Regions from separate parts of the Homo sapiens genome. Here region 2 is linked to region 1. The links are chromatin loops, found by intact Hi-C in ENCODE. Cell type or tissue: uterus. All regions are shown on one strand.

Region 1 (5,000 bases):
GTCTGTGTAAGAATACGACAGTAAGATGGAAATGGCCTGCTGAGGTCTAAGGCCTCCTCATGGTCTTTCTTCTGTCTTAGGCCAAATATCAGGGTCTGTTTTGATCTCTTTGCGATCTAAATACCCAGATAATATCACCCACAATTCTTTACCTACGTGGTCACAAAGAAATTATTGTGAACATCTCCTTAAAATCAAGAATTCTGTGTCTGTGTATGTTTTAAAAATCAAATTAGACTTTTCATAAACTTCAATTGATTCAATGATGAGGACGTGGTTCCAAACATGAGTAGAAGACCATTTTTATGGCAGCACTGAGAAAATACTTTCTGAATACTCAGATATAAAGGGGTTAATTAATTATGATAGCTAAGCAGTACAACATAAGCAAACAATTTTTTCAAATTCTTTTAAAATGGAAAACTATACATGAGTTATTGTAGTCAATAAGATATCACAGCCACAACATATGATTTATTAGACAGTATGATACTGCCCAAAAGACAAAACAGTAAAATTACACTGAAGACAGTTGACTCATAATGAGGAATACATTTATCAAAAAGTAATAATTTTAATATATGCAAGAAGTTTGAAAATGATATTTAATTATCAGTTATAACTGGAAAGACTAAGATGTATTGATTTGATACAGCTTTTAAAAAATGAATTAGCGTTTCCCACCTCGATATTTTCTCTGAGCATGAAAATTTAAATAGCATATGACAATATGCCAATTCCAAGAAGTTCTTTAAAATATATCTCCAGGAAACTTGTTCAGTGTATTTCTTTAAAACACATCTCCATGATGTGAAAGCCACCTAAATGTGTATCACTCCACAGAATGCCCTAACAATTTAGTGGGATATTTATTTTTGAAGTGGATTTTTTTTCCAGTATGGCTGTGAGATATGTAATATATTGCTTAATCTCTCCAGCACCAAGTAAAATTCTCTGAAATAATAGGTTAAATATCTAGTGGAATCACATGTCTCACACATTTGCTAAAACCTAGTTGACATTAGCCAAACAAAAATGTCCCTTCTCTTAAGTTTAATGTCAGGGTTATTTTATTTTAATTCAAATTAACATTCTCCCATAATCCCAGGACTTTGGGAAGCTGAGGTAGGAAGTTATCTTGCGACCAGTAGTTTGAGACCTGCCTGGGCAACACAGGCCCCTATCTCAACAAAAAATGAAATAAAGAATTAGCAAGCATGGTGGTGTTCACCTGTAGCCCCACCTTCACAGAAGGCTTGAGCCCAGGATTTTGAGGCTGTAGTGAGCCATTATCATGTCACTACACTCCAGCCTGGGTAACAGAGTGAGACTCAGTCTCTTAAAAAATTAATATTTTTCTAACTGAACTCAATAAACATTGATGAACATAAAAGTATTATTTCTTCATTTAAAATAGACATTCAGAATATAAACCAGTATGTGCCACTCTGTATATTTTGATATTCCCTAACATGTTCTAAGTATGTTATGTTCAAAATTATACCAAAGTAACTAATATTGGCAAATTAGTCATATTTGTAGTAAGATATTTTTTAAGTCATTACTTTATTTTCAGGTTTGTTTTTTTTTTTTTTTTTGTCCAGAACTAGTCTTAAAAGAGAAAGGATTGAAAGAATGCCACTTAATTGTAGAATGCTTCAGGAAAATAAAATCTCTCTTCAATTAAATCTTTTGAAATAATCTATGCATAGCACTTTCCAAGCCAAGGCATGGGTTGTTTCGTTGCATCTTATGCTATGACAAAGTCCTATAATTAGCACATTGGTGTAATCTACCACTGTTTCATTAAAGCTGATTGCATAACTATTTGGGAAGTTAACATGGCTTCTTGAGTACTTGACCTGCCCTTTTTTTTTTTCTATGCTACAGCTGTTAGTAGGAAGTGAGCAAAGGCATTCATTGCTGAACAGTAGTAGAGAAATAATCCTGGTAAAGGTTATAATACAAGACAAAGATGGAGTTTCACTCTGTGCATCTCAGACCTTTCCATTTTTAATTGGTTTGGTTTTTTGATGAGACCTCAAATGACAGAACAAATATTTGACAGCTAAATTTTTACCAATTTAAAAAGTGAACTCATATTTATTTAAATTACATTTTTAATCATTTATCTTTTGAAAGTCTGATTTTTAAAAGTGAAATGCATTAAAGCAGTGCGTCCTTGAATTTAAGAGGTTCTGCAAGTTGTGCAGAAATGGTGAAATCCATTTAAATGGCTTGAGGTAGGGATAAGAGGTAAATAATAGTTTATTTTAAAAAGTAGATTAAGCACAATCATGTTATCAAGAGTAACTCTCTTCTGTGTCTTTGGCCACTGTTGAAGAACTGTGTACAATTATATATTTTACTCCTTAGCAACCCACCCCCAGCTATGGGACATGACACATCAGTCAGCATGGTCCTCTCAAGTTAGGGTAGTCGGATGATCAGAGAAAAATCCAGACTTGCATAGGAGCACCAATGCCATAAACCTTCATAAAAGCAGTGCTTCAGATCAAGAGGCAACTTTATAGATGTTCCCTACTACAACAGTCTTCCGATAGCTTTAATACTGAAGTAGTCGCTAACACACTCGTCTGAAAAGAGCATTTAGAAAAGAACAACAACACACACAAAAAAAACCTTGTTGAAAATTCTGCACAAGCAATTTACATCCTGACAGAAGAAGGATGGGGTTTATTCTCTTTCATAATTCCTCTGCTACACACTCGCAATACCCTGCACGTTAAGTATCAGGTTTTTCTTGCTAAAATTAAAGCGGTTTTCTATAGGAGACACCTTAGGTAAAATTGGCAATGGAGACCAAGTTTATTTCCATTATTTTTAGTTATTTGCACAATACATAAATACGAAAATAAACTTCTTGCATTTCGTTGTGGAGACTTTTTCATTTGAATATTTCATCCTTCCTAGAAGTTTCTGGGGTTGATGGGACCTTCATCCTAGGCCCTCTGTCCCTTAAACTATTCTTAGTATGATGCACCTCCCTGTAGCCCTCCCACCATCCCCAAAAAAAGAAAGAGTCAGAGCAGAAGTGGAAACCTTACTAATCTTGGTATTTCCATCTCTATATTCCCAGAAATTTCAGTGTTTAGGAATTAAAGGAAAAGACAGGAAAGAATGTGTTTTGGAGCAGGAGACAGGAACAGTAAGAAATGCACAAGATGTCACTAAACTGTCATAGTAAAAATAGTGTTAATAATTATAGATGTTTAGAAAAAGAAAAAAAATTACACCCCAAACAGAAATCAAACCCAACATCATGTACTATGGTGTATCAATTAAAATGAATGGGAGTTACATGCAAATACCTCAAATAAAATACCTCAAATAAAAAATGTAGAATACCTTTCCACTGATGATTTTTAGTTGTCAGGACAAGTGAGACCCAAACAGCAGACAGAATGGTCCCAGCATGCTTGTTGCCTTTTTTTGTTTGCACAGTGGCTGTCAGTTCCAGCCTTGCAGGTAGTGGAACCCAGCCGGAAGAAGGGGCGGGACCCAGCATTGCAGCCTGAACTGAGAGCAAATTTAAATTACTGAGCCTTTTTTTTCCTTTTTTTATTTTTCTACTCTGCGACAAACTGAAAAGATTCCAGCACGCTAATTTAACCACCCTGCTTCTTCTTTGCCTTTTTTTTTTTTTTTGATTTTTTTTTTTTTTCTCTCCCTGCTTCTAGGATAATTAAAAGAGAAACCTGTAAAAGGCAACATTCCTGTGAGCGAGTTGGTGCTGCAACGTGCTGGTAAGAAAACGAGTTTAATTTTTTTCATCTTTTTTTTTTTTTTTTTTTTTTTGCTTTTTCTTTTTTTAAAGAGCTGAAGGCTTTGTCTGTCTAATGCAGTCATAAGCGTGGCTTCCCTGCCGTGAGGGGTTAGCGTATAATGAAAAGGTGTAATAGCCTGATGTACGACCTTCGCGTCATACTTATAATGGTTAATAACAGCATTCCTGTCTACCCCGATGATGCTTCTCTCTGCAAATGGACTATTTGCCCAGTTGCAACAGGGCTAAGATTGTCGCACTATGACAATGAGTTGTTGATTGTTTGGAGTTGCGGTGTCCTGTCAGAAAGATTTCTTGACTTTCTCCAAGTTACTTCCTTCCAGGGATGTTACGGGTTTTAATAGGTACCTTGCAGACCATAACGAGTCTGCTGTTTACTCATCAAACAGGAAGTGCAATGATGAAACTTTTTTTTAAGGAATCCTAATTGTCTTAGACTTCCTTAGTTCAGATAATGAAACAGACTAAAGTGAGTGCTCAGTAAAGTCATTTTAATCCCTTTCATCTGTAACTAGTCAGGAGTTCATTAGCCAACTAAGAAGAACCTACATCATTTGCAGACCTTGTATTTGAGATGCTAACTTTGTTCCTCAAAAGGACAAATTTTTATTCAACCCAATTAAATTCAACAAGTATTTCTGTGTATACTCTGCCTGGAACGGCTGCTGAGAATGTGCTTGCCTGTTACTCTGTTGTGGGGGAATAACTGAAATTAGATAGTGTAAATTTTCAGCAACCAGATTTTCTTACTACCTTTAGCACTGACCAGATCACTTAAGACATTTCAGAATGTGTGACCGTTGGCTATAAGATAAAGTTCTCAAGGTTACATATCCTACAATCAACGAACTTCTGTTCTTTTTCTGCATGTAACTTTTGCTCATGTGAAAAATGCAACTCTGGCTACTATATTTTACATCACATCTTAATGTTATAAAGAAGAAAAAAACATAGACATCTCTTTTTTTGTACACTAAACATGTCATTTGAAAATATATCCATGTGTCAAACTTTGAGCTTATCCATATTTTAGCCTCAGAAGCAGGAAGACACACGGAGAGGTTTAGGCTTGTCAATGAGTCTGCTTGGATTTGGGTCAAGAAACTTAGGAACTACAATTTCTCTGTTTGTTTGGTTGTTTGTTTCCTTTAAAAGCACGTGTGAAACAGCAAGGAATACATTTTGCTTTCGC
Region 2 (5,000 bases), 52 kb after region 1:
TTGGAGCTTACATTCTAATAGCTGTAGTGAAAACCAGCACATAGATAATTTAGTATCAGATAATGATAAGTGTCAGGAAGAAAATAACTCAGGGAAGAAGAGTGCTGGGCAGTTGATGGACTCTTCTGGATGACATCCACGAAGGTGATCTCTGAGCAGAAATCTAAATTTAAACTGGAATAAGCCTTGCAAAGATCTGGGGTAAGAGCCTTCTAGATAGGGGGCATAGCAAATGCAAAAGGCTTGAAGGGAGAAGGAGCAAGGGATGTTCCCAGAATACAAAGGCCAGAGGCACTAAAGGGAAAAGGATAAAGGAGTAAGGTGAAAGGGAACTCAGAGAGGTGGCATCAGCAGGCTCTGTGGGCCCCATAGGCCTGCCTGGAGCTTGGATTCAGTTCTGCATGAGATGGAGTGAGTGTCAGGGTTTTGAGCTAGAGAGTTATATGATCTCTTTTACTTTAAAATATATGTATACAGGCTGGGCACGGTGGCTCACGCCTGTAATCTCAGCACTTTGGGAGGCCAAGGTGGACAGATCACCTGAGGTCAGGAGTTCAAGACCAGCCTGGCAAAAATGGCAAAACTCCATCTCTACTGGAAAATACAAAAATTAGCTGGGCATGGTGGTGGTCACCTGTAATCCCAGCCACTGGAGAGACTGAGGCAGGGAGAATTGCTTGAACCTGGCAGGTGGAGGTTGCAGTGAGCTGAGATCATGCCACTGCATTCCAGCCTGGGTGACAGAGTTAAGACTCCATCTCAAAACTAAATAAATAAATAAAATATATGTATACATATATTTTTAATGTGTATATATATTTATATATGGGTGTGTTTGGATTATATTGACTGCTGTTTGGTGAATAAAGTGTAAAGGAAAAAAGCAAAAGTAAGACCAGATAATGATAGTTAAGTAAATAAACTCAGCAGAGACCCTGGGAGCTTTTGTCTTGAAGGCAGTATGTGTAGTGGATATCAGTATAGCTTCACAGCTGCCCACAGTTTAAATGTCACTTCTACTATGAGATCTCGGGTAATTTCTTTCAATCTATCTGCATCTCAGTTTCCTCAACTATAAAATGTAAATAATAATATTACCTACTTCAAGGGTTGTTGTAAGAATCAGATGAATAAATACAAATAGCCACTTCAAACCGCCAGCAGCCCAGTAAGAACCATATCAAGGCCTGCTACTCTTGTTTTCTTTATTGAGGCTACAAATTTGCACTCATAGTCCCCCTTTTCAAATTGATTAAAATATTTTGAAATGCAAACATGATATCTGTTTCTTCTTCGTAAAGAGCCAACACAAGATTGCAAATGTCAGACCTTCAACTGATATCTGTTGAACTGAATTATTGTAACCCTGGAACACAGGGATGTCAAAATCAGTATATTCCAGAAGGACTATGAGGATCTGGCAAAGTATCCTTATTTTTCTCTCTGGGTATTTAATTTTTTATCAACTAATCAGCTCCTTGCTCGAGGGTATAAATGAAACAAGCAAGTAAAGAGCTTGATGTGGATGAAATAGCATGCCTCCTCCTCACTCTGAAGCCTAGAGTGGGAACTCAGTCAATATCTGTGCTGCTGATGGCAACATCTGTTGTGACAGGATTTGGAAGGCATGGCACCACATGTCAACAGTACCATACCATCACAATAGAAAAGAATGAATTCTCTACTGCTGATGCACATTAAACACAAGACCTTCCTTCTGAGAAGCCCAGTCTAGGTACTTTTGGAACGCTTTTTTTTTTTTTTTTTTTTTTTGAGACAGAGTCTTGCTCTGTTGCCTAGGCTGGAGTGCAGTGGCGTGATCTCTGCTCACTGCAACCTCCGCCTCCCAGGTCAAGTGATTCTCCTGCCCTCAGCCTCCTGCCTCAGCCTCCTGAGATTACAGGCATGCGCCACCAGGCCCGGCTAACTTTTTTTGTATTTTTAGTAGGGGTAGGGTTTCACCGTGTTGGCCAGGCTGGTCTCTAACTCCTGAACTCAAATGATCTGCCCACCTCAGCTTCCCAAAGTGCTGGGATTATAGGCGTAAGCCACCGCTCCTGGTCTAGAACTCTTAACAGGATCAATTAAAGACATTTTTATTTCTGCTGTTTGGTCAGTTCCTCCCCTCCTGTTAAGCCACAGTTGTCTCTTTAGTTCCTCTACTGAATTTCGTTTGGCATCAGAAGATTTAAAGATTAGCTATTAGTCCTAGTGGGTGGTCAAATCAATACCCTGGCCACCATCCCAGGCTTAAAAGAAATGCTCTTGGGATGATTTTAGCCCACTGCTTTATAAGAAGCTGCCTATCCCCAAAAGTCAAGGCCCCACAGTTCACTGATACATTCAATACCATGAAAACGGTGCCATGGTGGTGGTTTTCTGGTGATGCACAAGGCTGTTCGGATCACCCACTCCTTCACTGAATGTTCTTGGTTATGCACAATGATAATAATCAGTGTCATTAAAGGATTCAACTTAAGCATTAATAATGGACCAACTTCTGTGTACCTTAGTAGTTTACAGGACACTGGAGATTTTTGCCCCTTTTTTGTTGTTTTTTTTATTGTTATGAACATGCTGTGACATACTGAAGAAGTCGTATCACTCTATCAAATCTAGTAATCAAAGGGTGGCAGCTGTCACAACCACATCATCTTCCCATCTAGTCCTGCTAGACCTGATTTACTGAAAGAGCAGTACTTCTTGTATCCTGATATGATCAGCTTACTAGGATCAGAAGATTTCCTTCTTTGATTTTCTATTTTAAGGCTTTTTAAAAAGGAAAATGAAGGCTATGAATCCATGACAGTAACTACTTCTGTCCAGTTAAATATAATCCTCCTCCTTCATCCAATATAAACTGGGGAAGAGAAAAAATGACATAAACACCAAAAATAAGAGTAGCAAGGAAACCTCATTTTATCCCAGGGCTTCAAGATTTTTTTTTTAGCAGGGTTGCCCACATATAGCAGAAAGTTCAAATTACAGTAAAATATCCAAGATGATAAAATAATCCAAAAGGTGTATCTTAAATCTCTAAATTATACAGCGTTGACTTTTTTAAAAGACTTTTAACTTTTAAAGATATAAACTCGCAGATTTCACTTACAGACCATGCCACATTCTGCATTAGACCCATAGAAGGGACAAAAGCAATATATGTTAGCAAAGCCTGGTTCCCTCTCTATGCAAAGTATAGATCCCTCTCTAAGCAAAGCCTAGGTTTCTCCCTAAGCAAAGCCTAGGTCCCTGTCTAAGCAAAACCTAGATCTCTCTCTAAGCTAAGCCTCGATCCCTCTCTGAGCAAAGCCTAGATCCCTCTCTGAGCAAAGCCTAGACCCTTCCTCTTGCCAGCAATGGAAGAGAGCCTTCCACTTGCTCTCACTTACTCAACACCCTGGAGCCGTCCACTCTGGGTAGATTGCTGACAGGTTTATTCATATTCTTTGCTAAGCACACAGAACTCCTGGGAGCTTTCCAAGATGTTATTCCCAGACCCTCAGGAAATATATGCAAATATGAAGTTCTTGATTTCAAACACTGTAGAATGAGAGATGGTATAACTCAGTTTGGAATATTATAAGTATAGAAGTTTGCAGAGACAATTGGCTATAGAAAGTAGCTCGTTATACTAACTGATCGATTCATGGAATTTTTTTTTTAAATCAGTTGGCCAAGTATGTAACTGACCTACTGGTGAATCCACTTAGTCAAATACTCCTTTTAATAGTTATTGGGGAACATCTGTGGACTCAGCATAATTGAGGTGAGGTAGAGAATAAAGAAAAATGAAAGCGTGGTCCCTGATCACCAGGAACTTACTTGAAGGATGTTAACACAAGAAACAGCAAGCGCAAAGCAGCATGTCATCAAGTGCTGGAAGCTTCCTGGCACTTCCTGAGGGAGGGCTTTGAGCCCTGGCCGAGAGCAGGAGCCTACAGGATAAGCCTGGGAGAGAATGGGATTCAGACGTGGATTCAGACGTGGCAAGAAGAACGATTTGGTTATAATGGCTGATGAGGTTGGAAATAGTCGGTGGTGGATGGGGGTGTGTCTTAAATCTCTAGAGATTTAAGACATTTAAGGCATTGACAACAGAGGTGCTTTTAGGGGCCTCCTCTGAAGAAAATGAATAGCCAGAGATTGTTTAATCCATGGGTTAAACAGAGAATGAACAAATCAAGAGCGTGAGTGTTAATTCCTAAAACCTCTATTGTGTCATGTGGCATGATTCAAATTATTGCTCCCAGATCAATCTTACCGTTCATCTTCTCATCAGTAAAATTGGAATAACCTCTGGAAGCCTTGCAAAGCACAGCTAATTAACATTTATGACAAGTAAGGAGTTATATAACAGGTTATGTAAATGCATCATAGCAGCAAGGACTGAAATGTTTTGCCTGTGGCATTTGGATTTGAAAGGAGATCTCCAAATACAAGAACAAAGCTCCACCAAGTAGGCTGAGAGCTACTAGGGACAGAGGGTCCTGAGCAGGTGACACACCCTCAGAGCTAACTGTGGGAACACCGGACTCTACAATGGCACCTGATCGCCTTTTATAAACTTTGTGCCAAGCTCTCACAATCAATTCTGTATGTGTAATGAAGCCAGAAGACACTAGCTGTGTAAACTCATGAAATCACACAATTCAATTATGTGCTAAAACTAATCATGTTCATACATCTTCCCAAATCCACCATTGGAGTCATATCACATATCTTAATCATGTTGACTAAAGCTCATTCATTGGAGCTGAAATCTCTTCTATTACTATATAGTTTTCAAGCACTGGTATATAGTAGTTGAATATTTATATTTAATAATAAGGAAAAACAAACAAGATTCAGTCTGGTAAAAGACCGAGTGATCCTGAGAGAGCAAAAAGGATCATTTGAACTCAAAAGAATCCTTTTTAGCTCAGTGTCCCACTGTGACTCACTGATACTCTGTTATTATCCCCGTTAACGCCACTTGAAACAAAGAAGGAAAAAAATGTAGC

What was found. Peaks named below come from ENCODE experiments on the same cell type or tissue, not always from the same donor. Only the 100,000 strongest peaks of a DNase experiment are listed, where the experiment ranks them.
Region 2: a loop joins it to region 1, with 13 times the contacts of the local background. A loop is called at or near these places in 2 of 110 quality-filtered maps.

The regions. Positions count from the first base shown.
Region 1 is chr10:10,458,820-10,463,819 of GRCh38, forward strand. It overlaps CELF2-DT (CELF2 divergent transript), which reads right to left and starts at 3,530. Exons shown (of 4, transcript NR_120637.1): 1 at 3,370-3,530. It also overlaps a transcript of CELF2 not described here. In uterus, no CTCF peak of the experiment used is centred here; no DNase peak of the experiment used is centred here.
Region 2 is chr10:10,510,652-10,515,651 of GRCh38, forward strand. It overlaps a transcript of CELF2 not described here. Among named protein-coding and RNA genes, the nearest start is that of CELF2-DT, 51 kb to the left of the region's middle. In uterus, no CTCF peak of the experiment used is centred here; no DNase peak of the experiment used is centred here.